3 separate regions of the Homo sapiens genome follow, and regions 1 and 3 are each linked to region 2. A link is an interaction called in ENCODE POLR2A ChIA-PET data of the cell type or tissue named here. Cell type or tissue: OCI-LY7. All regions are shown on one strand. Each heading gives the region's core, and the rest is flanking DNA. Links, peaks and the distances in the headings are about the cores only. Region 1 holds the start of LOC124906140 (small nucleolar RNA SNORA74). Region 2 overlaps SPRED2 (sprouty related EVH1 domain containing 2). Region 3 overlaps ACTR2 (actin related protein 2).

Region 1 (10,942 bases), core at 3,838-6,337, 200 kb before region 2:
TGTTTTTGTTTTGGAGAGATAATCTCACTCTGTCACCCAGGCAGGAGTGCAGTGGCACAATCTCGGCTAACTGCAACCTCCACTTCCTGGAGTCTTGCTCTGTTGCCCAGGCTAGAGTGCAGTGGCATAATCTCGACTCACTGCAACCTCCACCTCCCCAGTTCAAGCGATTCTCTTGCCTCAGCCTCCCGAGTAGCTGGGATTACAGGCGCCCGCCACCATGACTGGCTAATTTTTGTATTTTTAGTAGAGACGGGATTTCACCATATTGGCCAGGCAGGTCTCGAACTCTTGACCTCAGGTGATCTGCCCACCTCGGCCTCTCAAAGTGCTGGGATTACAGGCGTGAGCCACTGCACCCAGCCCATAATTCTCCTTTTTTGTTTTTCTTTGAGACAGAGTTTCATTCTTGTTGCCCAGGCTGGAGTGCAATGGTGTGATCTCCACTCACTGCAACCTCCACCTCCCGAGTTCAAGCGATTCTCCTGCTTCAGCCTCCCAAGTAGCTGGGATTACAGTTGCCTGCCACCACGCCCTGCTAATTTTTTGTATTTTTAGTAGAGAGGGGGTTTCTCCACGTTGGCCAGGCTGGTCTCGAACTCTTAACCTCAGGTGATCCACCTGCCTCAGCCTCCCAAAGTGCTGGAATTACAGGAGTGAGCCACCGCACCCAGACCCCATAATTGTTTAATACTATCAATATCAGCATTTTTATTCAGTGGAGTTTCTCTTCTGGTACAAGTTGAAAATAATAGACAGGGTCTACACTTTCCCTGTCTACTATTTGAGAGACAGGGTCTTGCTCTGTCACCCAGGCTGGAGTGCAGTGTGCAATCACAGCTCACTGTAATCTCAAACTCCTGGCCTCAAGTGATATTCCTGCCTCAGCCTCCCAAAACACTGGGATTACAGGTCTGAGCTACCACACCCAGACCAAATTCTGTGTTTTTTGTTCGTTTGTTTTGTTGGTTGGTTGGTTTTTTTTTGAGACGAAGTCTTGCTCTTGTCCCCCAGGTTGGAGTGCAATGGCATAATCTTGGCTCACTGCAACCTCCGCCTCTCTGGTTCAAGTGATTCTCCTGCCTCAGCCTTCCGAGTAGCTGGGATTACAGGCGCCTGCCACCACGCCTAGCTAAATTTTGTATTTTTAGTAGAGACAGTGTTTCACTATGTTGGCCAGGCTGGTCTCGAACTCCTGACCTCAAGTGATCTGCCCGTCTTGGCCTCCCAAAGTGCTGGGATTACAGGCATGAGCCACCACTCCTGGTCCAAATTCTGTGTTTTAACTGCTGTCTTTAGACTATTTATTTTCAATAATAAGTTAGGGTTTACATCTGCCATTTTGTTTTTGGTTTTCTGTTTGTCCCCTCTGAAGAAATGCATTTTAAGTTCTCCAAGGTATCCTCTTGGCATTGTTCTGCAAGTGTGGGATTAAGAAGGTGGCATTCCAGCTCTCCTCCCTCAGGGAATGGGCTCTCTCTCCTTTCTATAACCTTGGTAGAACTGAGGAGTCTAAGAATTGTAAAACAGGTTTTTTCCCATTCCCTTTGAAAATTCCTCCTAGGCAGAGAGGACTGTTAGCTTCAGCTGACTTTGTTAACCTGATTACCTGTTCACTGGTGCCACAGTGTTGCTGAAACGAAGGAGCCCCACTTCATAATCTTGAGACATTTATTTACATGTCTCTCTCTCCTTCTAGATTGTGGACGAGATCTATGCATGATTCATCATTGTATCCCTAGCAGCTACTAGATATTGATGACTTATTTACTAATACTTAGCCCAAAAAGATCAGACATGTTTTTATCTCTTTATTTTTAAGTAATTCAAACTTGCAGAAAAGCTACAAGAATTCTACAAAAGCTCTCTGATACCTTTTGCCCAATTCGCCAATTGTTCATCTTTTGCCATGTTAGCTCTATCATTTTCTCTTTCAGGAATCAGTCTTTTTTATTAAATCCTTTGTTCAACTTACTTTCATTTCCATTTAGTGCCTTATATTAGTTGTCTTTTCTCTCTGAATTTAGCAATTTTCATACACCAACAAAAGGGAGGAGAGGGAGTAAAAAGGATCAGATGAACTTGTGAACCATTGGCTTTTCATCCATTTAAAACTACGAGACTGGCCAGGCATGGTGGCTCATGCCTGTTGTAATCCCGGCACTTTCGGAAGTGGGTGGATTGCTTGAGGCCAGGATTTCGAGATCAGCCTGGGCAACATGGCAAAACTCTGTCTCTACAAAAAGTACAAAAATTAGCCAGGTGTGGTGGCAGGTGCCTGTGGGCCCAGCTACTAGGGAGGCTGAAGTGGGAGGATCGCTTGAACCCACGAAGTAAAGACTGCAGTGAGCCGTGACCGCAGCACTGCACTCCAGCCTGGGTGACAGAGCAAGACCCTGTCTCAAAAATAAATAAATAAATACAATTATGAGATTTATTATTGAGACACTAAGAAAGGCATTTAACATGTCTATAAATATGGTCAAGCTAGGAAAAAAAGAGGAGCTACCTTCTAGAATAGGCTATTTTTACTAGCAGAATTACTATAGAAAAGAATTATGTTACATTTCATAAATAGCTCTTCCTGGGAGCATAATGATAACTCTGCTTCTGCTTTTCAAGAAGTCAGCCAAGAAAGGTTGGGAGAAATCTATTATATTGTCAAAAAGCAATTTTTCATACTAGTCCATGGGACTAACAACATTTAGGAAGAACCTGGCTTGCCATGGAATGTAGAGGATGTGGGTGAGTGGGTTTTTTTCTTTTCTTTTTTTTGAGACGGAGTCTCGCTCTGTTGCCCAGGCTGGAGTGCCGCGATCTCGGCTCACTGCAAGCTCCGCCTCCCAGGTTCACGCCATTCTCCTGCCTCAGCCTCCCAAGTAGCTGGGACTACAGGCGCCCGCCACCACGCCCGGCTAATTTTTTTGTATTTTTTAGTAGAGACGGGGTTTCACCTTGTTAGCCAGGATGGTCTCGATCTCCTGACCTCGTGATCCGCCCGCCTCAGCCTCCCAGAGTGCTGGGATTACAGGCGTGAGCCACCATGCCTGGCCGTAAGAATTATGTTACATTTCATAAATAGCTCTTCCTGGGAGCATAGTGATAACTCTGCTTCTGCTTTTTAAGAAGTCAGCCAAGAAAGGTTGGGAGAAATCTAATTATATTGTCAAAAAGCAATTTTTCATACTAGTCCAAGGGACTAACAACATTTAGGAAGAACCTGGCTTGCCATGGAATGTAGAGGATGTGGGTGAGTGTTAATGACAGTGGGTGTCATGGTCGGGAGTGGTGACTCACTCCTGTAATCCCAGCACTTTGGGCGGTTGAGGAAGGCAGATCATTTGAGGTCAAGAGTTCAAGACCAGCCTGGCCAACATAGTGAAACCCTGTCTCTACTAAAAATACAAACATTAGCCTGGCGTGCTTGCGTGTGCCTGTAATCATAGCTACTTGGGAGGCTGAGGCACGAGAATCGCTTGAACCCAAGAAGCAGAGGTTGCAGTGAGCTGAGATCCCGCCACTGCACTCCAGCCTGGTGACAGAGTGAGACTCTGTCTCAAAAAAAAAAAAAAAAAAAAAAACAGTGGATGTCAAAGGTACATCTTCATATCCCATAGGACACTTGTTTAAATTTTGCCAGGTCAAAGGGAGATTATTCTTATTCTGACTTTAACCCACATTAATTCTAATATATCGAGTTGTGTCATTTTCCTTTAAGGAAGTACAAAGTTTCAATGAAACAGCTGAATTGATAGGAGTTCCAAGAATTGCAACAAATAGAATAAAAAGAACAATGAAATCATTCACAAAAGAGGCCATTCACAGACAGCTTGGTACAACTGTAGTAAAAAAAAAATATAGAACAAACTGAAGTGAAAGGAAAGTATAGCTCAGGATTCTGGATTTTAAAAGTTTTATCCAGCAGTCGTTAGCTCTCCTGGCTAGTGTGATGCCTGTGATGGTGTTTCACTGTTGGAACAGCAAGCACTGTCTTAATTGAGGCTTGGCTCCGGGTGCTGTTTTGGTGTGGGGCCAAGTATACCTTTGGGCAGTGTTTTGCACTTCTGAGAGTGAAATGACTCCTGTGGAGTCGGTCCTAATCTGAGTGCAAACAATCTTTTCTGTTGAAAAAAATAATTTTGAGGCCAGGTGTGGTGGCTCACGCCTATAATCCCAGCACTTGGGGAGGCTGAGGCGGGCGGATCACCTGAGGTCAGGAGTTCGAGACTAGCATGGCCAACATGGTGAAACCCTGTCTCTACTAAAAATACAAAAAATTAGCTGGGCCTGATGGCACACACCTGTAGTCCCAGATACTCAGGAGGCTGAGGTGGGAGGATCGCTTGAACCCAGGAGGTGGAGGTTGCAGTAAGCCAAAATTGTGCCACTGTACTCCAGCCTGGGTGACACAGCAAGACCCTGTTTCAAAAAAAAAAAGTTTTGGGTTCAGTTTAATTTCTTTTCTTTCAAAAAGATTTTTTTTTTTTTTTTTTTTTTTAGAGATAGGGTCTTGCTATGTGGCCCAGGTTTGTCTTGACTCCTGAGCTCAAGAAGTCCTCATGCCTCAGCCTCTCAAAGTTCTGGGATTACAGGTGTGAACCACGATGCCCAGCCAAGTTTAATTTTTTTGTTTGTTTGTTTTTGCTTTTGTTTTATTTTGTTTTTTGAGACAGGGTCTCACTCTGTTGGCCAGGCTGGAGTGCAGTGGCACGATCACAGCTCACTACAGCCTTGACCTCCCAGGCCCAAGCAATTCACCCACCTCAGCCTCCCAAGTTAGCTGGGACTACAGGCGTGCACCACCACGCCTGGCTAATGTTTTGATTTTTCTGTAGAAATGGAGTTTCACTATGTTGTTCAGGCTGGTCTGGAACTCCCCGCCTCAAGCCATCCTCCCACCTCAGCCTCCCGAAATCCTGGGATTATAGGCGTGAGCCACTGTGCCCAGCCAAGTTTCATTTTTGACTTATAAACGTTATCATTATAGGTCTTTCTGCTTAAGAGATACAACCAAAGTGTACCTATTCATTCCACAAATATTGCGTGCCAGGCCCCACACTGAGCTGAGTACTGTTCTAGGCACATGATATGTAACAGCAAGTAAAACATCCCTATCCTCACCAAGCTGATATTCAAGTGAAGGTGACAGACGAGAAACATAATGCATAAGGAAATCAGGTAATGTGTTAGAAGGTGGTGAGTGCTATAGTGAAATAAGATCAAGGTTAGGTGGATCTGGCATGTGTGGAGAAGCAAGTTGCAATCTTAAGGGTAGGCTTTGTTGAGAAGTAATTTTAAGCAAACGGTGCAAATGTTTAGGGGAAGAACAATCCAGGAAGTGGTAACAGCTGCACAGAGTCCCAAGAAAGCAGTATAGTGGCTTATTCCAGAAACAGCAAGGAGGCCAAAGTGACTGCATAGCGGGCCAGGTGGGAAGGTCAAGGAGATTGGGTAGGGCCTAGGGCTGTTGAAGGATTTCAGTTTCCACTGTTTCCTTGCTTCCTCTGAACAAAGCACTTTTGAGCAGAGAGGAACTCAATTTGGCTTTCATTTTAAAGGGTCTCTGTGGGCCAGGAGCAGTGGCTCACGCCTGTAATCCCAGCACTTTGGGAGACCGAGGTGGGTGGATCACCTGAGGTCAGGAGATCGAGACCAGCCAGGCCAACATGGTGAAACCCCATCTGTACTGAAAATACAAAAATTAGCTGGGTGTGGTGGCAGCGCCTGTAATCCCAGCTACTTGGGCAGCTAAGGCAAGAGAAAGGAGAATTGCTTGAACCCAGGAGGCGGAGGTTGCAGTGAGCTGAGATCATGCCATTGCACTCCAGCCTGGGTGACAGAGCAAGACAGTGTCTTAAAAAAAAAAAAAAAGAGCGGGGGAGGCAGGTGCTGTGGCTCACGCCTGTAATCCCAACACTTTGGGAGGCCAAGGCGGGCAGATCACAAAGTCAGGAGATCAAGACCATCCTGGCTAACACGGTGAAACCCCGTCTCTACTGAAAATACAAAAAAAAAAAAAACAACAACAACAAAATTAGCTGGGCATGGTGGCAGGCACCTGTAGTCCCAGCTACTCGGGAGGCTGAGGCAGGAGAATGGCGTTGAACCCGGGAGGTGGAGGTTGCAGTAAGCCGAAATTGTGCCACTGCACTCCAGCCTGGGCGACAGAGCGAGACTCCGTCTCAAAAAAAAAATAAAAAAATAAAAAAAAATAAAAGCGGGGGGGCGGGGGGGCGGGGGGCTCTGTGCCTCCCTGTTGAGAATAGACTGAAGGGGACAAGACAGAAACAAGGAGACCAGGTGGTACAGGTGGGAGCCTACTGTAATGATCCAGGCAAGAGCTGGGAGTGGTTCAAACCAGCGTGTAGAGTGGCAGGGGTAAAAAAGGATCACATTCTGGATGAGTTCTGCAAACAGAACCAACAGAATTTACAGAGGGATGGGATGCGGGCTGGGAGAGAAAGAGAAGAGTCAAAGTGACTCCAAGGTTTGAAGCCTAAACAACTACAAAAAATGGAGTTGTCATCAGCTGTGGTGGGGAAGCTGCTGATGCAGCAGGCTTGGGGGTAGATCAGGAGTTCAGTTTTGGATACACTGCTTTGACATCCAAATGGGGTCATAAGTGGGCTTTGGATATGTGAATCTGGAGTTCAGGAGAGAGGCTGAGCAGGAGACATAATTTGGGAGTTGTAAGTATATAGATAGATAATAGTTATTCATTTTTTCCCATCCTTTTAACATGAACATTTTTAAGCATACACAAATGTGCATACATTTAGTACATATACCTTCTACCTTCATTCAACAATTATTAACATTTTGCCATATTAGCTCTATATTTCTCTATCTTTTTAAAATAAAAATAGAGACAGGTTCTCACTTTGTTGCCCAGGCTAGTTTCAAACTCCTGGGCTCGTGCGATCCTCTCGCTTTGGCCTCCAAAAGTGCTGGTATTACAGGCATGAGCCACCACGCCCAGCCATATTTGTCTATTTATACACGCTTTTATTTGTTTGTTTAACTGAGCCATTTCAGAGTAGGAAACATCTTGTTGCTTCACTCTTGAATACTCTGGCATTCCTGAAAGGAATGTAAAATCCCCCAAATCAATGAGAACGAAGCAAATGAATGCAGACAATGACCAGGGTCAAGGAAGGAGCCCTGGGGCACCCCAAGGGTAAGAGGTCTGGGAGAAGGAGCAGCCATTAAGGGAGGAGGAACCTGAGAAAGTAGATGTAATGTAGGGCGGGCGGACACTTTCTTCTGATTGCTGATTTTTGTTTGTTTGTTTGTTTTTGTTTTTGAGACAGAGTTTCACTCTTATTGCCCAGGGTGGAGTGCAATGGCACGATCTCCGCTCACTGCAACCCTTGCTTCCCAGGTTCAAGCGATTCTCCTGCCTCGGCCTCCCCAGTAGCTGGGATTACCGGTGCACATCAACACGCCTGGCTAATTTTTGTATTTTTAGTAGAAACAGGGTTTCACCATGGTAGCTGGGCTGCCTTTGAACTCCTAACCTCAGGTGATCTACCCGCCTCAGCCTCCCGAAGTGCTGGGATTACAGGCATGAGCCACTGCACCCAGCTGATTGCTGAAATTTACCAAAATGTAAAGAGGCAGATACAAAAGGCATGCATGCAAATTGTCCTTCTAATTTCAGAATTTCTTCTTCACACTTGTGGAACAAACTATTTTTTTCTTAGTCTTCTTAAGACTGGGGTAATTACAAAAGGAATCAAATAATTCCTTTTGATTGTTTGAAATGAGCACCCTAATACACCCAGGGGCATAGACTCCATAAAGAATGAAGAGGTCAGCTGGGCATGGTGGCTCACGCCTGCAATCCCAGCACTTTGAGAGGGCAAGGTAGGCAGATCACTTGAGTCCAGGAGTTCAAGACCAGCCTGGGTAATGTGGTGAAACCCCATCTTTACAAAAAAATTTACTGGGCTTTGTTGTGCACCTGTAGTCCCAGCTACTTGGGAGGCTCTGGTGGGAGGATCACCTGAGCCTGGGAGGTAAAGGCTACAGTGAGCTGTGATCACCCCACCGCACTCCAGCCTGGGTGACAGAGGAGTGAGACCCTGTCTCAAAAAAAAAAAAAAAAAAAAAAAAAAAAAAAGAAGAAGAAGATATCAAGTCACAGTATTGCTGTCTGAATTGGCAAAGATTCAGTTCAGTTTTCAGCACAAACTCAAAGCAAACCAATCAATCAAAGTCAGAGGCTAATTTAGGAAATTAAGAAGCTGAATGACAATTTTGATTTTTTTTTAACCACAGAGTTAACACTTTTTAAAAAGTGCTCCTCACATCAACCTACACAAAATAAACTGGTTAAAAACTAAAAGTATGACTGTTCAAAGAAGCAAGACATATTTAAATTTTTTTTAAAAACTGAAACTACCTTCTTTCGTCGTAAATATTATTCATAGCCTGTCCACAGCTGACATAAAATAGGGTATCTGCAGCTTCAGGGCAAACTCCTTTCCTGTACCTGGTCCTTGGGCATAACTACAAACAGATGGATTGATTGATTATTGACAGGGGGTCTTGCTTTGTCACCTCGTCTGGAGTGCACTGGCATGGTCATGACTTATCACAGCCTTGAACTCCTAGGCTCAAAGGATCCTCCCACCTCAGCTTCCTGAGTAGCTGGGACTACTACAGGCAAGAGCCACCACGCCCGGCTCAAAAGATTGATTTTTAGGTAGGAGGTTGCTAAGCAGTCAAGCAAATTTCATTCATTTTGGGCTTCCTGAACACTGGAACCCCTCCCTTTACGACTCAGAAAATAACAACCAACAAAATAAATCATATGTGGAACTAACATCAGACATGTATTTAATAATAAATAATAAAAAAGAAGTTGATGTTGGCTGTAGCTAGAAATCCAGAGATAAGGCCAAGCGCGGTGGCTCACACCTATAGTCCCAGCACTTTGGGAGGCTAAGGTGGGCAGATCGTCTGAGGTCAGGAGTTGGAGACCAGCCTGGCCAACGTGGCAAAACCTTGTCGTTACTAAAAATACAAAAAATAGCCGGGCGTGGTGGTGTACGCCTGTAGTCCCAGCTACTCGGGAGGCTGAGGCAGGAGAATCACTTGAACTCTGGAGGCGGAGGTTGCAGTGAGTCAAGATCTCACCACTGTACTCCAGCCTGGGTGACAGATAGAGATTCTGTATCAAGAAAAAAAAAGAAAGAAAGAAAAGAAATCCAGAGATAAAAGACACTGGATTGAAGACCAAGGAAATGCTTGGCTCTAGCATTATGAATTTCATTCTAAGAGAATCTAAGTCTGGCCACTCGTGGGAGGCTAAATAGTAATTGCTAGTAACGAACTAATCAGCTTGGGAAATGTCTCTAAGCCCCTTCCCAGAGCCAGCTCCTTTTCTCTTCATCTCCTGTTCTTTGTCCAGGAACCTCTTCTGTCTCATCTTTCAGCCATGCACCAAGTTCAGAAAAGAAACTACCATTTCCTAGACTTGTGTCTATATAGTTCAGAACAAAATGAAGTTCAGAACAAAATGAAGTCCAGAACAGAATCAGCTCCATTCTGACCCATAGGGAGGGATTTAAAGAAACAGAGGAAAAAAGGGGAAAAAAAATAAAAAAAAAAAGTGGAGAAGAAAAGAGGAGGGGCAGAGAGAAGGGAAGAAAATGGGGGGAAAGACTATGATGACTATTTTTCCACTTAGTACACTGTCTACTAAGTGTAGAAGGACCAAAGAAAAAAAAGAGTTCTATTTTTAAATGAGCTGCTTCCACATTCTAGGAGGGTTGCCAAGGGATGCAGAAAGGCACTGAAATGGGCTTTATAATGCAGCAGTAGGTTCCCTAGGCCTAATCTAGAAGCAGGAAGTTTAGAAAAGAAGAATAAAAGTACTTTGTGTAATAACCTCAGAGGTGAGCTACACAATTGGACCAGGGAAACCTCTGCAGATTTGTTCCTTTGACGCAGACTTCCTTTTTCAGCTTAACATGAATTTAAACTGTTGTCACTAGGAATTGCTGCTAGTCTTGGGAGACTGGGTATGTTGAGTTTTGTCCAAGAGCTACCCACGGGCCACCAGGAATAGAGTTGCAGAAGAGAGCTGGGGGAAGTGGGCAGGCCTGTCCTGACTGTCACAATGGCACAGGGGCCCAAAATCATGCGTTCAGCTAACATGTAGTGTTTGTTACATGCGAGGTGCTGCTCCCAAGGCTTTATCTTTGTAACCTTGTGAAATAACTATTCCTCCAACCTTGTGAATAAGGAAACAGGTACAGAGAGGTGAAAGGATCTGTCCTAGGTCACTCAAGTGACAAATGGACAAGCCGGGTTGAACCCAAGTAATCTGGACCTTAGACAGCAGGATTTTAAACACTTCGGAGGATGGGAATTGAACGGTCCTTGCTCCTCCTTTCTGCTCTGCCTTGTACACTTCCTTTAATTTCTGGCCTATTAAAGTGCTCATTATAGGTTATTTTGCTTAAGAGACACAACCAAAGTGTAACTATTCATTCAATTTGTTCATTCCAGACATAAGCCCCATTCTTGCTTCCTTGGGTCCTAGAAATCACCCCCTGCCTCACTCCCATAGAATTATTTGCAAAAGTCAGCCTCAGAAGTAGATTGCTTGGGATTATTATGGTTTGAGGACTATCCTGGTAGTTGGGGGAAGGTGGATGGGAGGATGGGAGAAGCCAAGCCCCATGGGTAGAAGGTAGAGAATTGAAGAGGACAGGGAAAGTGGTATTACTGTTAGTGGGGCTGAGGAGGGGTGGGAGGCAGGCTTGGAGGGGGTGCAGCCTTCTCAGCCCCACCTTTCCTCTGAGATGGCAGCACACAACCAGGAGAAGACTTGGCCAGGGGGGTGGCTTACGGTACTGTTTTCATACCTCATTTATTGCCATGTTCTTGACCTCCCGCACAGTGCTTTGGAGTTTATGCTGATTGAATGGTT
Region 2 (10,942 bases), core at 5,572-8,071:
CCTCAGCCTTTATGTTCTAAGTGTTCTCCAGTTTCAAAGCAGGCCCCGTCTGGGCCACGTTACAGACATAAACCAAGGAAGTGTAGGAGATGACGGCGAGGCAGCACTGGGTCTCACAAAGAATGTGTGCTCTAGGGCCAGGCGGCCCTGAAGTCCCCAGCCCTCTCAGGAGCTGAAGAAACCTCTTTTTAAGCTTCAGTTTCCTCCTTTGCAAAATGAATAGGGGATCTACCCTGCTGGCTGAAAGTAGTGTTACAGGTCGTGTCAGATCCAGAAGTTTGGTAAGTTGTAACCATCATCATTTTTGCTGAAAGGCTACCTCAGTGACAAAAACAGGTCCTTGAAACACCAGCTTCCCTGGCCACTGAGGAGTGGGTTTCGACTGCCTGCCCTTTCCAGCTATCAGAGAGTGGAGGGGCAGGGAAGCTGTCAGGCTCTTGACAGTAGGAGGAAATTTGACATGGACCTCCAGCAATTGTCAAGAGAAGTCAGGTTTATAAAGACCAGGTTTAGTCGTCCACTGCAGGCATACCTGTAGAAGAAAATAATGCTGTCCGCCATCTGTGAACTGGCCCTCTGCTCCTGCCCCTCCCCATTTCTTTCAGGGATGGAGACTGGGACTTTTACCTCCCCCATAAATACTTCCTACAGCCAGCCCTTATCTGATTACACGGCTCCTTTATCTCTCCATTATGCTCAACATTAGATTCACTTCCTCCCAGCCTCTTCTCCACTTCACCAGACCTTGAGAGGGATTAGCCAAGATCCCAGCCTCTCCAGCCCAACTCCCAGACGCCAGCTGAGCCAAATATAACACCAACTTCTTGCAGGGAGCCAGGCACACTCACTTTATTTTAATCACATCCCCCGCCCCCGGTCTTCCTTGTGCTTATAGATTTATAAAGGCTCTTTGATTTCATCGAATTATATGTTTAAAATATTATATATGTGTGTATGAAGTATATGTGAATATAAAATACATATGACTAGTGATCTTTTTAAAAAGAATCAACAAAATGCTTCAGTAGAATCAAATGTGTTGAGAAGCTGAGGGTACTGGTCATACTTTCTATTTGTTAAGTCGGGTGGTGGTTTTGTGGGTGTTCGTCTTAAGTATCAACTACTCAAGAATTTTTTAAAAGCGGACTGCCCTGGTTTTGGAAGTTTATATATTCTGAACTTTATGGGCAAGGAAAGTTAACATAACGTAATTTTATGCATGGTGGTAACATGATTTTCTGCTCTGTACAAGCCCCTGAAGGTAGAACACTTGCTCTACACGCTATAATGTCCCAGAAAATAAGGCCTTTGTGTTAACCACCAAAATATGTACTGTTTGTGTGGTTAGGGTAGGCCATTACAGAAAACAGTGTTAACGAAAGCTCATAAATGCCCACAGTAGAAAGACTCGATCGCAAAGATGCCAGATCTGGCAGTAGCCAATTCTGGCAAAGGCCATCAGCTCTTCTCTCAAACATGGATGAGCAGGCACTGTGAGGCAGAGAAGAGATTTTCTGATCATTAAACGTTTGTTTCATAAAGAGAACCAGTTTGCATGATGTAAGATGTACAGAAGGTGAAAAGTGGGCTAAGATCACTTAACAACAGGCTTCTCCACAGTTATTTAACATCAGTGAAATCAGCCAACAAATACACTCAATGGAGAGTACTAGTAAAAGAACCCGTGTACTTAAACAGGGACTAACACTTTCCTGTGAGCTCACAGTGCCAGGGCACTATGCTCTATGTTTATCAAGAGGAGAAAACAGGCTCTTCCGTCCAGTCTTCACTGTGTCCCTGCTTTTCTGAGGTGCTGTAGCTAATCTTGCTCGTGCAGAGTAACCCCTACCCTTAGAGGACTACAACATAGCTTTGGTTTTTTGTTGTTTTGTTTTTGAGACGGAGTTTCACCCTTGTCATCCAGGCTGGAGTGCAGTGGCGCGATCTCAGCTCACTGCAACCTCTGCCTCCCAGATTTGAGCAATTCTCCTGCCTCAGCCTCTCGAGTAGCTGGGATTACAGGCGTGCTCCAACACGCCCAGCTAATTTTTGTATTTTTAGTTGAGACGGGGTTTCAGCATGTTGACCAGGCTGGTCTCAAACTCCTGGCCTCAAATGATCCACCTGCCTCAGCATCCCAAAGTGCTGGGATTACAGGCGTGAGCCACCAGGCCCAGCCAGCTTTGATTTTTAAAAATATGTTATCTTCATTATCAATTTATGTATTTTTTAAATGGTATGGAATGAGTTTTAGGAATAGAACCCTTATACAAAACACGGTACCTAAAAGGTGTGTGTAGGAGGTGGCGGTGGTAGTCTTTGCTTTACAATGACTGGGGATATGACCTTCATCCAGGAACCAATTAAGCTAAAAGCCAGGGGTCCTGCTTATGTGCAGGAGCCTCAGAGGGGGTATAAATAGGTTTTCCTTCACTCTGTTGGGCTCAGAATCTATGAGTAAAGCCAGTAAGTACTGCTGTCCTGCAAGGTCACTAGCGCCCTCTGTGTCCAAGTTCTACCCTCTCCCAAAGAGGGAGGTAAGGGGCATGTCCCTCCTCATGCCTTGGATAAGCCGAGCATCTTTGTTGTTCATGCTACCTAGCTACACTGAAGCATATAAATAAACCTCTCACCCACACACTATTTTCCAGTGCACATATTAAAAGAGGCCGTTTCCTCCATTATCATGGAAGACACTGGTCAGCATATAAATGATTATTAAACTTAATAATTTATCAATCATTCTTCAGAACCAGTATTAACAAGTCAAAGTTTGCTAGACTTGGACCTCTAGTATTTTAGTTTTCCTATTGAAATTTTAATACAGAAATACTCCTTTAAAAATAAGCTGTGAATCCCTATTTTTATAAGTGAGCAATTTTGGTTCGAAATATATGCCCATACCTTGTTTAACATACAGTGCTGATTTAGCATTCTATGTGCCTCTATACTTTCCTTTAAACCTCAGTTTAAAGGAAAATATTATAGATTTAATATTTAGATAATATAGATTTAACTTATCACTGATGTTAAATCCTAATTTAAATATAAATATTTCCCCATCGCTGAGTGCTACCTTACACCTCCAGGTCACTAGAGCCAGAGCAGCATGTATACTGCACATTCTGGCACATTATCTTGCACCTGCCTTGCAGACATCCTTGGGAGTGGAATGGATGCTCTGCCCAGCTGTCCTTAGTCAAGGGTACAAGGCAGTGTGCCATGCACCAGTCTGGCCTCCTTTCTTTCCTGCTGTGTCCTGTGACCCACAAGGGCCAAAAAAAAGGAAATGAAGCAAAGACACAAAGGAACAAAGATCAGAGCTGGAAGTTAAACACGTAAGCTTTACAGAGGCTTAGGAGCCTTTGAGGAAGTAGTTGGGAAAATACCGGCAGGCAATTAGGGATCCTCTGACATCCCCCGAGCCTGGGAGCCCTGAGTGACAGTTCTGGTAAGCTTGAAAAACCTACTGTGGCAGATGGAAGTTGGAGCTTCTAGTGCCCCCATCATCTTCTCAGAGAAAGCCCCAATTTTAGCGGCAAATCTATATGGACTGTAAATAGAAGGTGGTGATACCCACGGCATTAGCAATGCCCAGGCACACTGGAAGTTACCTCATAAAATGCTGGTTTTCTGGTTTCCATTTCAGCAAGGTTGACAAAGTTACATTAGACTCACTGCATTGTACTGTGTTTAAACGCAATTTTAAATTTCACCTCTAAGTGTTTATCTCCTGTAGCTTGAACACGTATAAATCCTGCACAGGAAAAGAGTGATTTGGCTAGATTCTATCTACAGTGCTCTCATGAAAAAAAAAAAAATCTTAATAGAAACTTTTTGATTTTATCAATACTTATTTAATCTATCAAAAATGTCTTAAGGATACCACTATATTTGTTGGTTTTTTTTTTTAAATCTTTTCAGCATTTTAATTCAGTACTCAAATTTATAAACCACAAGAATACTAAATATATACAAGATGACAGACCACGTGTAATTGGGACACAATAAAGGTTAAGGTTGTTCAACCTAAAACCCTAACATGGGGCAGTTTTAAACATGGGCAACGAAGTGTTCGCTGAAGTAAATCTTAGCTTCAGCACACAGGCAGCCAATTTTAGAAGTAATGTCTAAGACAGATTTTTAAAAAATGGCTCCTGGGCAATTTTCTCTTGTCAATATGTTCTTCTTGTGCAAGTACCTCTTGAGGTGAGTAATGCACCTGGCCCAGGAGAAGGAAAGCCCAGCAGAGGGCTGAGGTCAGGCCTGGGGGGACTGGCAGGACAGGCATGGTAGTTTAGTAATTAGATTATAATCAGCGAAGAATGGAACAACTTTTTCTTGAAGTTTGAAAACTCTTTGCTCTAATCCTTACTAATAGCAGAAATCCTAATTTTCTCATCCTGGGGGACCAGGGAACTGGAGACTCCTGGGCATATGCCTCTTAAATCCTTGGTGGGTTTCCTAGTCAACCAGTTAGGGGCCTCTGTATCAGTCACGTATCTGTGCAGCAGATAAATCACCTTAAAGAAGGCTCTACAATTAATTTAGGAAATTATGGGAAGATTTTACTGTGAAAGATTGTTGACATTCAAGGCATGTGTCAGAGGTAGTTCTGAGTTTTTTTCAAAAACCACGAAAACACGAATGGCTCTGACATGAGTAAACTACTTTAAAAAATAAAATTTATGGCCAAGTGTGGTTGCTCATGTTTGTAATCCTAGCACTTTGGGGGGACGAGGCAGGTGGATCACCCAAGGTCAGGAGTTTGAGACTAGCCTGGCTAACATGGAGAAAGCTCGTCTCCATCAAAAATACAAAAAAGTAGCCGGGCATGGTGGTGGACACCTGTAAACCCAGCTACTCAGGAGGCTGAGGTTCAAGAATCGCTTGAACCTAGGGGGCAGAGGTTGCAGTGAGGGAGTACTGGGAGTTGAGAGGCCAAAGTCTGAATCTAGGTTTATGATTTTGCTTTTATTGTCTGTCTGCTTTACTGAGTTGAGCCTGAACTTCTGGAGTTCATAATTAATCAAGATCAAAAGATTACCATCTTAAAGCAAACAAAATAACCCATCCCGAAGAAACGTTTCTTCTACTTTTTATTCCAGAAGCAGTAATTTTCTGACTTTCCCTCTGTTTTACACACCCTTCCAAAAATGGTATTTGTGATCCACATTTAAACCCCAAAGGCCAGCTAATGGAAATGTCAGATTACTAAACAAAATTAACTCTCACCACATTAAAGTGTACATGTAATAGAAAAATTGGTACTTCAAAAAACAAATGGCAAAGAGGAGTTGTTTAAAGTTAATAATCTCCAATTTAGGGCTTTAAATTGCAGCCCTTGAACTCCTATGCCTGACTTTCTCAGAATATTTTTGCTTTCTTTCACATTATTGGAGAAAACAAAGGAAGGGAGTATGTAATAACCCACCCGTTGAAATGTCTAGGAAGAAATGCCATGATATTTGCAACCTACTTTGAAATGCATTTAAAAAAACATGGAATCATGGATGGAGATAGATGGATAGATATGTGTATGATAAAACAATAATAGCAAAATGCTAATTGCAGACTTGAGGTGGTAGGCATATGGATGTTGAGCATACACTTCTTTCAACTTTTCTGAACACCTGAAAATCATAAATATTGGGAGAGTGAGAGATTTGTAGTGTTATGGTTGATTTCTAAATGGAAATCAACACTAAATCTACAAGATGCTGATAATGGTACTAAACAGAATCTGATTACTTTTCTTTCTGCTATTTAGAGTGCAGTTCCCCAGTTCCCTCTTTTTTTTTTTTTTTTTTTTTTGTGTGTGTGTACCTGCTATCTACCACCTGCCCTCTACCCCAAAGAAAACCTAATAAGAAGGTCAGGAAATGACTCTACCAAACTATGTTAATACCAAATTCTAAACCTACAAAATCCTTTACAAGCCAGCCCTTAATAAGACCTGTTCTCTGGCCGGGCGCGGTGGTTCATGCCTGTTATCCCAGCATTTTGGGAGGTTGAAGTGGGCAGATCACCTGAGGTCAGGAGTTCCAGACCAACCTGGCCAACATGGTGAAACCCCGTCTCTACTAAAAAAATACAAAAATTAGCTGGGTGTGATGGCGGGCACCTGTAATCCCAGCTACTTGGGAGGCTGAGGCAGGAGAATCGCTTGAACCCGAGAAGCGGAGTTAGAAGTGAGCTAAGATCACGCTACTGCACTCCAGCCTGGGCAACAGAATGAGTCTCTGTCTCAAAACACAAAACAAAACAAAAAACCTGCTCTCAAACAAAAGAAGGTGATAATTTAACCTATAGAGGAGGGAGGAAAATCAGCAGATCATGCTAGCAATAAGCTGACAGGATTTTTAAGAGCCTGTTTATATTCCCACAGGTCCACTAGAAATGGATGCCCTCTCAGATGGCAAGAATTACTAATGCATTTAGTTCCTTTTTTTCTAGGATTCTGCCACCTCCCTCATTAGAGATGGAGAGCTAAACACACAGATAAACAAACAACACACAGTCAAGGCACCTGTTCTCCCTGAAGCATGCTGGACGGCTTCACTTCCCTCCTGGAGAGTGGTATAGAGGTCAGCCCGAAGGCAGAGTTCAGGTCTTCACATTAGTTCCACCTCTTAAGCTATTCATACAAAGAACTGTGGAAACCGTCTATGCTAGACTCCTCTCTCACGTGGAAAAATTAAAATCCAGACTGCAGAAGGGACTTGTTCAAGGTCACTGACATTAGGGACAGATAAAGGACTAAGATCAGTCTCTGTGACAACCCCCGATCACACTTTTGAAAGGACCTCGTGTGGTGGCAGAAGTGCGCATATTCAAGTTAGGTGCTCTGGAGGATAAGTTATTCCTTATCTTGGTCCCTTGAAATTTACTGGATAGGCAACTGATTGTGAAAGGAATTCTAAGGAGAAATGAAGAGGTAACACTGGCAACACAGCTACATGAAAAAATCACAGAGCTAGAGGGTGATCCTACTCATCCTGCTGAAGTTTCACACCAATAGAGGTAATTCCTTTTTGGATCTGTTGTAATGAGTGCCGTAAGTCAGGACAGGTGACCTAACCTGACCTAACCTCCATTACACATCTTCTCACAACCGGGTGAGGCACCCCAAACTCTTATTACTGAGCTTCAGTTTCCTTATGTGTAAAATGAGGGGTAGAGACCACAAATGACTTTTGAGACCCTTTCAACTTTGATCCCTTTTCATGCTTTGTGTTTTAAAAAAATGGCCTTAAAGTCCTGTAGTTGTGGCAGAGGGCTTAGCAAACTTAAGCCACTAAAATACCCTACAAAAGCAGATCAGAAAACTTTCAGCAGTAAAATGCAACTGAGAGTATACTTTGAGTAGAGAAAAAACTTGAAACCACAAAGACCTGAAACCATGACAGACTAACAGATATGTTCTCTCAGTGCCAGTGTTATGACACAATTATGAAGTTTCCAGGAGTGAAACTGGTTTATCCAAGTATTTTGAAAAAGCAAGAAAATGATGAAAATTGAGTTTTAATAAGTTTAATAAGATCCTCTGGGGGAAAATAAAAGGTACAACCTGGTCATCTAGCTGGGTTTACGCATCCACAAATGTGAGATTCTCTTTAGCCACATGGAAGAAAAACCCCATGACATATTTATGGAACAAATGCAGGCCAAGAAGAGAAGAGAGATCTACCCTTTTTCTCCCAAACAGTTGATTCTATCTGCCTTATCAGTTGACTCAACATGAACTCCCCAGCCCCAATCTTTACTACATTCAGAGTGAAAAGGAGAAAATGTTAGGAAAAGGTAACAAAGCAATTATTTAGCTTAAAAATAGGGAAAGACATTTCTTATAGACCTCTGCTAAAGCAGCTCAGTGCACATCAAGTTGCAACTTAGGTTTAAGTTGCTTCAATGTGACAAATAATTTCTGGTCCAAACGTAAGTCAGTTGTTTGAAATTGGAATGTATCTTCCCTACAGAAAAAACATAAAATGGTGGGCAACTGGGTTCCCAATCCAGCCCACGAAAGCCCAATCAACGTGGAAAAATATTCCCAAATGTTTCAACTGCTTACTGACAGTCTCCTTGACAAGAAGCCTCTTTCCCCACTGCCAGAAAGGCCAGTTCCTCTCAGCTCTTGCTGGGTTTTGGCCAAGGGCTTTCCTATCTGGGGGTGGGGTGAGGGAGAAAAGGTAAGGAGGAGGAATTCTTCTTAAACTTCTGATTTAGGCTTCATTTTGGGGATCCTCAGAATGTGGCACCACTGAATCTTGAATGGCTCTAAAAGGATCCGTACTGATGTTATTTTACAAATCCCAACTTAAGTGTTACTGGGGAAATTCTTTCCTTTTAGGGTCACAATGACTGTTGGTGAGCAATTAAGTCAAGTGTCAGGCTCATAGGATATAGTCATGATGCAATGGATTCTTGACTAGTTGACTACACAGAGGGACAGGATTTGTCCTACAAGCGCAATTTCCTTCCGAGTTATAACAAGACAGAGCCATCCACTCAGTACACATATTTCCCATGTTACTTTCCTGACATAAAAGAACTAGGCAGCAAGGATAATGTAAAGGCCAACTAGCTACCAAGCTTCCTCAGTTTTAACACGTTAGTCTTAAAATATTTTTTCATTTATAAGGGAGTAGTGTAGTTTGAAGTACTTGATTCAGAAAGAACTCCAGGAAATACTAGAGCTATCTCCACCTCCCAAAGCCAACTAGCTTGTGGAGGCACTAGAAGGCATTTTTTTTCAAGACTCATGATTTTCACAGATAACTGAAACCCTGCGTGGCTAAGCTGCTGAAGTTGGGCTTTCCTGGCCATCACCAACATGTTTGCAGCAGGGAGCCCAACCAAGCTTTAAGTCATGCAGTCTGTGGTGGTTAAAGACCACTGCTGGCTGGGCGCAGTGACTCACGCTTGTAATCCCAGCACTGTGGGAGGCTGAGGCGGGTGGATCATGAGGTCAGGAGATCCAGACCATCCTGCCTAACACGGTGAAGCCCCGTCTCTACCAAAAATGCAAAAAATTGGGCCAGGTGCGGTGGCTCATGCCTGTAATCCCAGCACTTTGGGAGGCCAAGGAGGGTGGATTACCTGAGGTCAGGAGTTTAAGACCAGCCTGGCAAACATGGTGAAACTCCGTCTCTACTAAAAGTACAAAACTCAGCCTGGTGTGGTTCTGTGTGCCTGTAGTCCCAGCTACTCGGGAGCCTGGGGCAGGAGAATCGCTAGAACCCCGGAGGCGGAGGTTGCAGTGAGCCAAGGTCGCGTCACTGCACTCCAACCTGGGCGACAGAGCGAGACTCCATCTCAAAAAAAAAAAAAACAAAAAAAAACAAAAAAAAAACAAAAAAAAAAAAAACAAAGACCAAAAGACCACTGCTCAAGACAGGACAACCAAGTGGCTACTGCCAACTTCTTCCACCAGAGAGCTTTACTGACAGGTGGAAGGGCCCTCGACTTAATGTTGGTCAAAAGGAACAACTCTCTGCTCATTTCACTCACTGGTGTGCTTCAGCCACTTCTCAGGACTAACTTCACACAGTTTCATTCTCCAGGAAAGTCACAGTCACTGAAAGCATCCTGGATATGCCATCCCCTGAAAACTGCCGCACACCCAGCAGTGAGTTGCTGGCATATATGGAAGCTCTTGTGTTAACTTTTTCTTGTGTGTTCGCATATAGCGAATTAACCTTAACACCTGTGGTCCATACATACAATGGAATTATTCCGCCTTAACAAAGAAGGAAACATTGTCATATGCTATAACATGGATGAATCTTGAGGATATTGTGCTAAGTGAAACGTCAGTCACAAAAAGAAATACTGCATGATTTGTTCCGCTTACACCAGCTATCTAAATGTGACTAGTCAAAGTCCTAGAAACAAAAAGGAGAACAGTGGTTGCCAGAGGCGGGGGGCTGGGGAGGGGAGTGAGTTGTTTAATTGGGAAAGAGTTTCAGTTTTGGATGATGAAAACGTTCTAGAGATCTATTATACAAACTTGGATATAGTTAACACTACTGTACTGTTCACTTACAAATGGTTAAGATGATATACGCTATGTTATGTGTTTTTTACCACAATAAAAAAAGATAAACTGTGAAACAAAGAGAGGCTACTTGAAATAGGTAAAGAACCCCAAATTTAGAAATGTTGGGTTTAGCTTAGGAGCATTTCTGCAGTCCTTAAGAAGTAAACATTCACTTTGGGAGGCCAAAGCAGGAGGATTGCTTAAGCCCAGGAGTTTGAGACCAGCCTGTGCAACAATGTGGGACCTCATCTCTATTTTTATTAAAAAATTCTTTTAAAAGAAAAAAGGAGTAAACATTAACACTATTTAAAAAGTTAACTTTCCCCTAATTACAAAAGTAACATATGTCCCCATTATGCAAACTACATACATCACAACCCTCCCTTAAAAAGCATTCTTCTATACTATGAGGAGCAATTAATAAATATGCAAGACCTTCTCAAGAAAACTATAAAAGGAAGATCTTATGCTTCAAATGTAAGTGTAAATGTTGGCTTTGCTTTGTTCCTTGGGGTACCAGGTGAATCATATATAAGAAAAACACAAACATTTCCTTTGGTACTGGTTTTACTGAGACAAAAATGGCTTTTCTTACAAAATCATTTCAAAGAAGAACAGAAGAAAGTTAAACAAAATAGATTTTCCCTGAATTGTTAGCTCTGACAAATTCCTCTAATCCTTAGGCAGTTCTACTTTAATAGAAAGAACACTTACAATGTCTACAACACCAGCAACAGAATACACCAAAATATTTTTCATGATTAGTCCCTTTTCATCTCTTGTATTCTAACCTCAGTTGTAAAGATTAAACACACAGATTATTAAACACACACACATAATCACAAGAATTTCCTGACAGTTCCATTTCTTCTACATGGGGGTTAAGCGATGTTTTTTAAT
Region 3 (10,942 bases), core at 3,560-6,059, 110 kb before region 2:
TGAATAAATTCACTTTATTGACCAGTATTAAATTGAACATTGACTGTCATAGCCTGTATATATATTTGCATCTAGTGTGGTATCATATGTGTACTTAATAAACTGAGTAAAATTTTAATATGTAAATAAACCATAGATAGAAAAAGAGAATTCTTTCCATATCATCCTTACTGATGAGCAGATTTCACAACGTTATCTGAGGATAAATAAGAAAAAGGTAAAGCTTTTCTATAAACAACAGATTTCCCCCCCAAACATTGTACAGTGTGTTTTTCTTTATAACTATAAGCTTGCTGGTCTTATCTCAGACATTTAACTCTTCATTGTATTTTTCTGTGATAGTCTAAGTGCTTCTGTAGTAGATACTTTTCAAGTTTGTTTTTAATATTGTTTGTAAGAATCTCTGACAAAAATCAGGCACTTCTAATATATATTTTAACTAGTAATAGTAACTTTGTGAAGTTTTCTTTTGAATAAACAAAAACATTTAAAAGAGGAAATTTATCCTAAATAAAAGATCATAACATTTGTGTTTATATTCTAATGAGATTAAGAAAAGGGTGTGCTTGCTGGGCACGGTGGCTTGTGCCTGTACTCCCAGCACTTTGGGAGGCCCAGGCGGGTGGATCACGAGGTCACGAGTTCAAGACCAGCCTGACGAACATGGTGAAGCCCCATCTCTACTAAAAATAGAAAAATCAGCCAGGTGTGGTGGTGTGTGCCTGTAATTCCAGCTACTCAGGAAGCTGAGGCAGGAGAATCGCTTGAACCCGGGAGGCAGAGGTTGCAGTGAGCCGAGATCACGCCACTGCATTCCAGCCTGGGCAAGAGTGAGACTCCATCTCAAAAAAAAGAAAAGAAAAGGAAAGAGTGCGCTTGTAGAGAACAGTGTAGGCTTATTTTAACAGAAGTTTTTGACCGAGTGAGGTGTTTCATGCCTATAATTCCAGCACTTTGGCAGGACGAGGTGGGAGGATAGCTTGAGCCCAGGAGTTCAAGACCATCCTGGGCAACATGGCAAGACCCTGTCTCTATAGAAAGTTTTTTAAAAAGTAACCAGGCATAGTGATATGTGCCTCCCAAGCAACTTGGGAGGTTAAGGCAGGAGTATTGCTTGAGCCCAGAAGTTTGAGGCTGCAGTGGGTGATGACAGGGCCACTGCACTCCAGCTTGGGTGACAGAGCAAAACCCTGCCTCTATTAGTTAATTGAACAAACAAACAAATGTTTTCAGTGGAATTTTCTTCTAGGGATTTAATTGTGCTTTTGAACTTGAGTTTACTCTGTATTCTAATTTGAGGTGACATTGTTCAAAATGATTCTTGGCAAATGTAATCCCTACTACCCACTTTTCATGAAGTATAAATACCTTTGAAACAGCATCTCAGTTACTGTGATTTTTTTCATTGTTTCAGATAGGTGATGTTCAGTGGCGGGGCAGGTGGTTAAAACCTAAGGTCTGATCTGATCACTTATAACTTGGTTCTGAGTGATGAAGGCAAGTTATATAACACTTAGTAGGATTTTTTTATTAAAATTTTCGATATGAAAATTTTTTAATTGGATAGCTTGTATAGTCAAACTTTGTACTTCTTAAATAAGTTAATACTCCATTTTAAATGTCCTGTTTGTTCTGAGGAAGGTAAGGATACTCAATTCCAAACATTTCTTTCAGTTAATCCTTTATAGTATGTGTGGTCCTAGAAGTAGATACATGAGGCATTTATTTAGAGTTGGCATTGGGTCATGTAAATGTAAGCCCCTATTTGTACATTAAATAAAAAGTAAATTTCTGTTGAAATCAGATCAGACTTATTTCAAATTGGTTGAAATAATACTGATTATATTATCTAATTATCTAATCTGTTATCTTGTACAACACACAAAAAAGACGTAAAGTTAGTAACAAAAATGGTATATATAATTACAGGTATAGATTTCCCCCCTAACATTTTATTAAGCAGTATTAAGAAAATGTAGCAATATTGAAATGATTTTACAATGAAACTTGTATATCCATCACCTGGATTCTGACATTAATATATATCATACTGATTTATTACATATCTGTTCATCTGTTCATTCATCAGTGCATCTTGTTTTTTGATGGATTTCAAAGTAAGTTGCAGATACCAGTATACTTCTCCCTGAATACTTCAACATGTGCATGTTATTAACTAGAATTCACAAATACAGATTTTTAGTTTTGCATATTCCTCATAGAAGAATCTAAACGGTTGGGTGTGGTGATTCATGCCTATAATCCTAGCACTTTGGGAGGCTGAGGTGGGCGGATCCCTTGAGCCCAGGAGTTCAAGACCAGCCTGGGCAACATGGTGAAACCCTGTCTCTACTAAAAATACAAGAATTAGCTGGGCATGTAGCCTGTAGTCCCAGCTACTTGGGAGGCTAAGGTGGGAGGATCACCTGAGCCTGGGGAGGTTGAGGCTGTGGTAAGCAATAATGGCACCACTGCACTCCAGCTTGGGTGACAGAGTGAGACCCCATCTCAAAAAAAAAAAAAAAAAAGAGTGTAAACATTTAATATTTCAGATATTTGAGTAATAAGTTAGTAAGTTATGGTAAATGAACTTCATAAGAAATTGCAACAAATTTTTACTGAGCATTTCTAGCATCTGTTTTTAACTTTGTTATACTTTTTGATGCTTTTAGTGGATTTTCCAGAGATCTGTTTGGTTTTTTGTTAGAGTCCTCACCTTGGTTTCATCTCTGATATTTTCTTTTTCTTTTTTTTTTAATTTAAAACTCATATATTTTTAAGCCTTTGTTTTAAAACATCTCATGTTGGCCAGGTGTGGTGGCTCATGCCTGTAATCCCAACACTTTGGGAGGCCGAGATGGGTGAATTACTTGAGGTCAGGAGTTTGAGACCAGCTTGGCCAACATGGTGAAACCCCATCTCTACTAAAAATACAAAAATTAGCCAGGCGTGGTGGCAGGTGCCTGTAATCCCAGCTACTCAGGAGGCTGAGGCAGGAGAATCGCTTGAACCTGGGAGGCAGAGGTTGTAGTGAGCTGAGATCATGCCACTGCGCTCTAGCCTGGGCAGTAGAGCGAGACTCAGTCTCAAAAAAATAATCTCGTGTTAATTTTGCTGCTGCTTTTTTTTGTCTCTCCATAATTAAAACTTAACGTATTGTAGCAAATATCTACTTCTGATACTAGTTTTTTTAATTGAATTTATCAACATATGTAGAAATTAGTATTATTTAACCTCTTGACTAGCTGTTCTCTAAAAATAAGTCTAAATGCTAGGACATCCTTACTTATTATATATAGAAAATGTGACTTTCAAATGTGGGTCATCTTAAGTATGCTCTCATTGGAGACAAGACTTGTGAGTATTATGCTTCATGTGTGATGGTGTAGTTTTCCAGTATACTTTAAGATTGAAAATGTTGCTCAGGAGACAATTTTAAAGGATGGGTTATTTGCCTATATCTTAATTTTTTATAACTCTACAAATTCTCATTCACCTTGGTGAGGCATATGTAGAAACAGTTTAAATTCTTATTCAGGCATATGTAGATAGAAGTTTGTGCTATTTATTAGTTGGTGTATGTATGCATTATTATAGAGTAATAAAGAATCATTTTATTTTTTGCTTCTTTCATTATGCTTTATAGTACTTACATTTATCATTTTGATATTTAGTGCAAAGAAATGTGCTGCATGCATTGAGCATTTTTCTACAAGTTTTTTTCCCCCTGATGTGCTATTTCACATATCACAGGCCTTATTTTTTGAACAATTGAGCAAAAGAAACAGATGAAACCTCATACAAAACCCTCCAAAATATGAAAATGTGGGGTTTATTTGTGCTAATGCTCTTCTTTTGGAAACATTTGTGTTAAAGGTAAGGTCAATTTATTGATTTAAACCACATTGTATGTAAAAATGTATTATCCATGATTAAACTTTCTAAGACATTGTTCTTGATAGAAAAGATTTTCTAACTTGTGGAATAAAAAGATTTATTTTGCAAGTGTCAGAAATATTAAAATTAATTATTCCCAAGTTTTCTTAAATATTATGCAAAACTTTGATCTACAGCTTTGACATAATTTTCTAGGATCTTATGGTTGGTGATGAGGCAAGTGAATTACGATCAATGTTAGAAGTTAACTACCCTATGGAAAATGGCATAGTACGAAATTGGGATGACATGAAACACCTGTGGGACTACACATTTGGACCAGAGAAACTTAATATAGATACCAGAAATTGTAAAATCTTACTCACAGAACCTCCTATGAACCCAACCAAAAACAGAGAGAAGATTGTAGAGGTGAGTTTTTATGCAGGATATGCATATGTGTATTTCTGTGATATTATGTTAAATCAAAAATTTTCTTACTGTTGCTATGGATAAAGAGAATAAAAATAATTGTTTTCCTTCAGATCTTATTAAGTATCTACTATATGCTAGTCATTATTCTAAGTAGGAAAGTAGGATAGATCAGTAAACAAAAAATCCTACTGCCATGGAGTGTATATATTCTAACAGGGAAAAACAGACCAAAAAAATTAAGTTTTTAATTTAGTGAGTTAATTAAGTTAATTAAGTTTTTATGGAGGAGCCAGCAGAAGGAGACTGAAAAGGCTAATACAATAAGCAGTTACAGAGTTAATTAAATGGTTTGTTAGAAGGTGAGTGATCCAGTTGACCCATGAGCAATGCAGGGGTTAGGGGCACCAACCCTCCCTACTCACGTGCAAACTTAACTACCACCCAAAATACTTAACTTCTAATAGCCTACTGTTGACCAGAAGCCTTACTGATAACATAATATGTATTATATACTATATTCTTAACAATAAAGTAAGCTAGAGGAAATACTGTTAAGAAAATCATGGCCGGGCGCGGTGGCTCACGCCTGTAATCTCAGCACTTTGGGAGGCGGAGGCGGGCAGATCACAAGGTCAGGAGATCGAGACCATCCTGGCTAACACAGTGAAACTCCGTCTCTACTAAAAATACAAAAAATTAGCCGGGCGTGGTGGCGGGTGCCTGTAGTCCCAGCTACTCAGGAGGCTGAGGCAGGAGAATGACGTGAACCCTTGAGGCAGAGCTTGCAGTGAGTGGAGATCGTGCCACTGCACTCCAGCCTGGGCGACAGAGCGAGACTCCGTCTCAAAAAAAAATAAAAAATCATAAGAGAAAATACATTTACTATACCTTAAGTGGATGTAGATCATCATAAAGATCTTCATCGTCATTGTCTTCACACCGACGAAGAAGAGGAGGGGTTGGTCTTGCTGTCTCGGGTGGCAGAGACAGAAGAGGTGCAAGGGGAGGCAGGAAAGATTTATTGACAAAAATCGTGTATAAGTGGACCTGTGTGGTTCAAACTTGTTGTTATTCATGGATCAGCTGTAGATGCTAAAGGCAAAATAAATCAGGTTAACGGGGAGTGGGAGGTTGTAATTGTACATAGGTTGTGAGAAGGTGATGTTTAAACAGACAGGGTAAGTGAGTTAGCCAGGGTATATAGGAGAATGGTATTCCAGATAAAGGGAGTAGCCAGTGTAAAGGTCTTAAGTTAGGAACAAGCTTGGTATATTAAAGAATAAGCAAGGAAGCCAGTGTGGTTGAGGAGAGAGCAACAGAAGATGAGGTCGAGTAAGTAATATTGGTGCCTTGTAGGCTCTAATTAGGAATTGGGCGGCTGGAAGTGGTGGTTCAGGCCTGTAATCCCAGCACTTCTGGGAGGCCGAGGTGGGCGGATCACGAGGTCAAGAGTTCGAGACCAGCCTGACCAACATAGTGAAACGCCATCTCTACTAAAAATACAAAAATTAACTGGGCATAGTGGTGCGTGCCTGTAATCCCAGCTACTTGGGAGGCTGGGGCAGGAGAATCGCTTGAACCCAGGAGGCAGATGCTGCAGTGAGCCGAGATTACACCACTGCATTCCAGCCTGGGCGACAGGGTGAGACTCAGTCTCAAAAAGAAAAAAAGGGAATTGGGCTTTTACTGTGGGTGAAATATGGGGCTGTTACAGGAAAAGGAGATGCTCAGATTTAGATTTCTCTTGTGTTGTGAGTATCCCACAAGGAGGCAAAGATAGAAGAGTTGGAGACTTTTTCAGTCATTTAAGCAAAAGATAATGATGGTTAGGATTGAAGTAGTAGTAGTAGAGATAGTGAGAAATTACCAGATTATAGGTCTGTTTTGAAGGTAGGGCTATAAATGATACGGTTCAACAAAGAAGAGGGTAGACAGTGGTGAAAAGGCCAAGGACCAGAGAGATAGGAGGAGCCAGCAGAAGGAGATTGAAAACGTTATTGAGGCCGGGCTAGGTGGCTCCCAGCACTTTGGGAGGCCAAGGCGGGTGGATCACTTGAGACTAGGAATTTGAGACCAGCCTGGCCAACATGGCAAAACTCCGTCTCTACTAAAAACACAAAATTAGCTGGGCATAGTGGTGCACGCCTGTAATCCCAGCTACGCAGGAGGCTGAGGCAGGAGAATTGCTTGAACCCAGGAGGTGGAGGTTGCAGTGAGCTGAGATCACCCCACTGCACTCCAACCTGAGCGACAGAGCGAGACTCTGTCTCAAAAAGAAAAAAGAAAAAGAAAAAAAAAGTTAATGAAATAATGAAATAAGCAGTTACAGAGGAAAGAGAGAGCAAGAGAGCTATGATCCTCATAGTTTAAATAAGTAATTTTTCAAGGTTCTTTTATTTTTGTATATATGAAGTAGAAATTTAATAACTTCTGTAGCTTTCCAGTTACTGTTTAATGTACATATTTTGTTTACGAATATGTTTAAATGTTGATGGAAATTTTTGAAAGGGTTTAGAAGAAAATGTTGTTAGTATTTTTAAAGCCTGTATTAAAACTCAGTTTTTGTATTAAGTGTTTTGAAAATCTAAGATCATGGTTTTAAAGAATCCATATGATTTCTTATGGCTTATATTTTAATATTCTTATTTGTTTATGACTACAAATATGTCTATGACTGATAGTGTCCTACCTTAATCTCATTAACATGCTTTCACATTGGTATGTGCATATATATGATCATTCTTCCATTTTCATCCCTGTGGAGGTGGAATAAAGGATGATGGAATAAAATACTATTCAGACTATCTAATTGCTTAATTGATGAGTATGTGTTTCAGAGTTGTAGAATTTAAATTCTGTGTAATTTTCATTGTGGTCAGTTGTAAAATTTCTAAATATTTAGATATTCAGAGTGATAGGCAACCCTACCAGTCAAGGGGTGCTCAGTCAAGATCACCAAAAAAAAAATCATGCAGGATGTTCCCAGCTGACCTGGGCTACAGAGAATGAACATGTGTGTGACCAGTGAGGGCAAAAAGGAAAGAACTCCTCCTTCCAGGGTAGTTCATTTGGAGGTTGTAATTACAGTCTTGATTCAAGTAGGGACTGGGCTCAGCAGCTAAGCCATTTCTGTATCTTCCAGCAATCAGGAATTAACCATTGATTTTTGTCTTTGCCGTGGCATTTTACTGGGTTTTTTATTTTTTCTTTCTTTCTTTCTTTTAATTTTTAAGCTGCTCAGGGTAGACAGAGCTACACTCTTGGCCCAGATTGAGGGAGGGGGTACGAGGCTCTGTAAAGCAATTTCTATATTTTGTCTTCGAATTAAAAGATATTTCCCGGCCGGGTGCGGTGGCTCACGCCTGTAATCCCAGCACTTTGGGAGGCCGAGGCAGGCGGATCATGAGGTCAGGAGATGGAGACCATCCTGGCTAACACGGTGAAACCCTGTCTCTACTAAAAATACTAAAAATTAGCCGGGTGTGGTGGTGTACGCCTGTAGTCCCAGCTACTCGGGAGGCTGAGGCAGGAGAATGGCGTGAACCAGGGAGGTGGAGGTTGCAGTGAGCTGAGATGGCACCACTGCACTCCAGCCTGGGCGACAGAGCAAGACTCCGTCTCAAAAAAAGAAAAAAAAAAGATATTTCCCTGGCTGGATGTGGTGGCTGACACCTGTAATCCCAGCACTTTGGGAGGCCGAGGTGGGTGGATCATGAGGTCAGGAGTTCGAGACTAGCCTGGCCAACATAGTGAAACCCTGTCTGTACTAAAAATACAAAAATTAGCCAGGCATGGTGGTGCATGCCTGTAGTCCCAGCTACTCAGGAGGCTGAGGCAGGAGAATCAGTTGAACCCTGGAGGTGGAGGTTGCAGTGAGCCAAGATTGCGCCACTGCACTCCAGCTTGGGCAACAGAGTGAGACTTCATCTCAAAAAAAAAAAAAAAAAAAAAGAATTTCCCTTAAGGGATATCAATTAAGAAAGTCTTGTTCAATACAGAGAGCTTTCTTTCACACTAATTAGTCATTAACTAATACACTAAGAAATCTTTGCTTTGTCACGCTTATGAAATGCTTGGGGACTTAGAAATCTGTCTTCAGATTTGGAGCTCTGTGGCAGCAGGACTTCAATAAGAAATAAGAGGAGCTGATGAAAATGGAAGACTATTTCAGGTCCATTTGATTCTATTTTGGGCAATTAATTCACTCTGTGACCATGAGGAAAACATTTATTTATTATGTAATTTTCTAAATACCAGTTTTTTTCTTTCTGTCTGCATTTACAGGTAATGTTTGAAACTTACCAGTTTTCCGGTGTATATGTAGCCATCCAGGCAGTTCTGACTTTGTACGCTCAAGGTAGGTTAAGCTTAACTGTTAGAAAAAACACTTCATCAAACATTTATTATGTATGTTTTATGTCAGAGAATTTGGTTTCTCAATAAGTTATAAGCCCCAGAAAACTACATTATTTATATACCACACTTTGAAATATTTTCAGTTTTTAAAATTTGTGAAATAAGATTTTATATACATTTTTATTTGCTAAATATGTATTTAAGGTAAAAAAAAAAGGCTTAAAGACTTATTTTTTAAAAAATAGGATATTCTCTCTTTTAAGCTATTTAAATTTTTTTTGAGACAGATTTTCGCTTTTGTTGCCCAGGCCGGAGTGCAATAGTGCAATCTTGGCTTACCACAACCTCCACCTCCTGGGTTCAAGTGATTTTCCTGCCTCAGCCTCCCAAGTATTTGGGATTACAGGCATGTGCCACCACACCTGGCTAATTTTGTATTTTTAGTAGAGATGGGGTTTCTCCATATTGGTCAGGCTGGTCTCAAACTCCTGACCTCAGGTAGTCCGCCCGCCTCAGCCTCCTGAAGTGCTGGGATTACAGGCATGAGTCACCGTGCCTGGCATAGCTATTTTAATTTTTTATGCATGGAATTTGTCCCCAGAATTGGCTTGAGTTAAAAAAAATACGCAGAGATTCAAAAAGGTAGCATAAAATCATGCCTGTCAAATATATAGTAGATTAAAAAGGAGAAGGTAAACATTTGGGAGTGCATTTCTAACTTTTGAGGTGGGTTTAATGGAGGGGACTACTTATATATTCTCTTGATATTGCCATTAGCAACTGCCTCCCTCTTTATTGGAAATAAAATATTGGCCACGTTGGGAGAGCTCTTTTTTTTTTTTATGGTCTTATAAATTCAACAGGAACTTACTGAGAATGTCTGGGCCTGTCAGATATGTGCCAAGGAGTCTTTTAGGCACTTCAGGGGATAATCCAGTGGGAAAAGAGTGTGGCACTGGAAATGGGTCAAGTGTGTTTGGAGAAAGGCCAGTATGTGTGTGACCTGATGGAAGTGGTAGAAAATAAGGTGAGGTGGGTAGGGAGGGCTCTTTGGGAAATAAAATGTAAATTCTTGCATTAGTCAGTGTTCCTGGGAGTATTTTTGAATTGATGATGGTGTGAATTCCTCCTTTTTTTTTTCTTTTTTGCAATGGAAATCCTCTTCTTTTTAAAAGAGTACAACATTCAAGGGCTGTATATGAGTTTTATGAGGCTTATTGCATCAAGGAATTATATCCACTTAAAAAGGAGGTAGTTTTAGGCCGGGTGTGGTGGCTCACGCCTGTAATCCCAGCACTTTGGGAGGCCGAGGTGGGTGGATCACGAGGTCAGGAGATCGAGACCATCCTGACTAACACTGTGAAACCCCGTCTCTACTAAAAAAAAAATACAAAAAATTAGCTGGGCATGGTGGCATGTGCCTGTAATCCCAGCTACTTGGGAGGCTGAGGCGGGAGAATCGCTTGAACCCAGGAGGCAGAGGTTGCAGTGAGCTGAGATTGTGCCATTGCACTCCAGCCTGGGCGACAGAGTGAGACTCTGTCTCAAAAAAAATATGTAAATAAAAATAAATAAAAAAAGTTTTTTTGACCAGGTATGGTGGCTCATGGCTGTAATCCCAGCACTTTGAGAAGCCAAGGTGGTCAAATTGCTGTATCTCCAGAGTTTGAGACCAGCCTAGGCAACATAGTGAGATCCCTATCTCTATAAAAAGTAAAATTAGCTGGGTGTGGTTGCACATGCCTATAATCCCAGCCACTTGAGAGGCTGAGGTGAGATGATCACTTGAGCCCAGGAGGTTGAGGAAACAGGGGAAACAAAGCAGCTTCTTTGCTGTTCTTTTATTATGAGGTTTAACTGACATTGCCTTTTATTATAAGTTCCAGTGAATAATCAAAGTGATGCTTTGGCTAGCCATGTTTAATTTTTCTTAGATTTCTAGCTGTCTAGTATCAATAGGCATTTTTCCAGAACACACAGTATATGTTATTTGTAGTATATTCAAAACTATCTAAGTTGAAAAAAATAAAGAATTGTACAGAGCTTTAAGAACGTGTTCTGCTGGGTGTGGTGGCTCACGCCTGTAACCCCAGCAGTTTGAGAGGCCAAGGCAGACAGATCACTTGAGGCCAGGAGTTCGAGACCAGCTTGGGCAACATGGCGAAACTCTGTCTCTACAAAAAAATTACAAAAATTAGCCAGGCATGGTGGTGCATGCCTGTAGTCCCAGCTGCTCAGGAGGCTAAGGTGGGAGGTATGACTTGAACCCAGGAAA

What was found. Peaks named below come from ENCODE experiments on the same cell type or tissue, not always from the same donor. Only the 100,000 strongest peaks of a DNase experiment are listed, where the experiment ranks them.
Region 1: POLR2A ChIA-PET joins it to region 2 with 6 read pairs; 2 of 35 experiments call an interaction of 5 or more read pairs at or near these places.
Region 3: POLR2A ChIA-PET joins it to region 2 with 7 read pairs; 3 of 35 experiments call an interaction of 5 or more read pairs at or near these places.

The regions. Positions count from the first base shown.
Region 1 is chr2:65,154,745-65,165,686 of GRCh38, forward strand. It overlaps LOC124906140 (small nucleolar RNA SNORA74), which reads left to right and starts at 3,918; the gene lies at 3,918-4,116. In OCI-LY7, for the core only: no CTCF peak of the experiment used is centred there; a DNase peak (open chromatin) is centred at 5,367; H3K4me3 peaks cover 812 bases; H3K27ac peaks cover 1,206 bases.
Region 2 is chr2:65,350,745-65,361,686 of GRCh38, forward strand. All of the region lies in intron 1 of SPRED2 (sprouty related EVH1 domain containing 2), which reads right to left. Among named protein-coding and RNA genes, the nearest start is that of SPRED2, 76 kb to the right of the region's middle. RefSeq lists enhancers at 6,782-7,283, 7,316-7,465. In OCI-LY7, for the core only: no CTCF peak of the experiment used is centred there; a DNase peak (open chromatin) is centred at 6,567; H3K4me3 peaks cover 999 bases; H3K27ac peaks cover 1,334 bases.
Region 3 is chr2:65,242,432-65,253,373 of GRCh38, forward strand. ACTR2 (actin related protein 2) reads left to right here. Exons shown (of 9, transcript NM_005722.4): 3 at 4,093-4,308; 4 at 8,596-8,668. Among named protein-coding and RNA genes, the nearest start is that of ACTR2, 20 kb to the left of the region's middle. RefSeq lists an enhancer at 8,318-8,487. In OCI-LY7, for the core only: no CTCF peak of the experiment used is centred there; no DNase peak of the experiment used is centred there.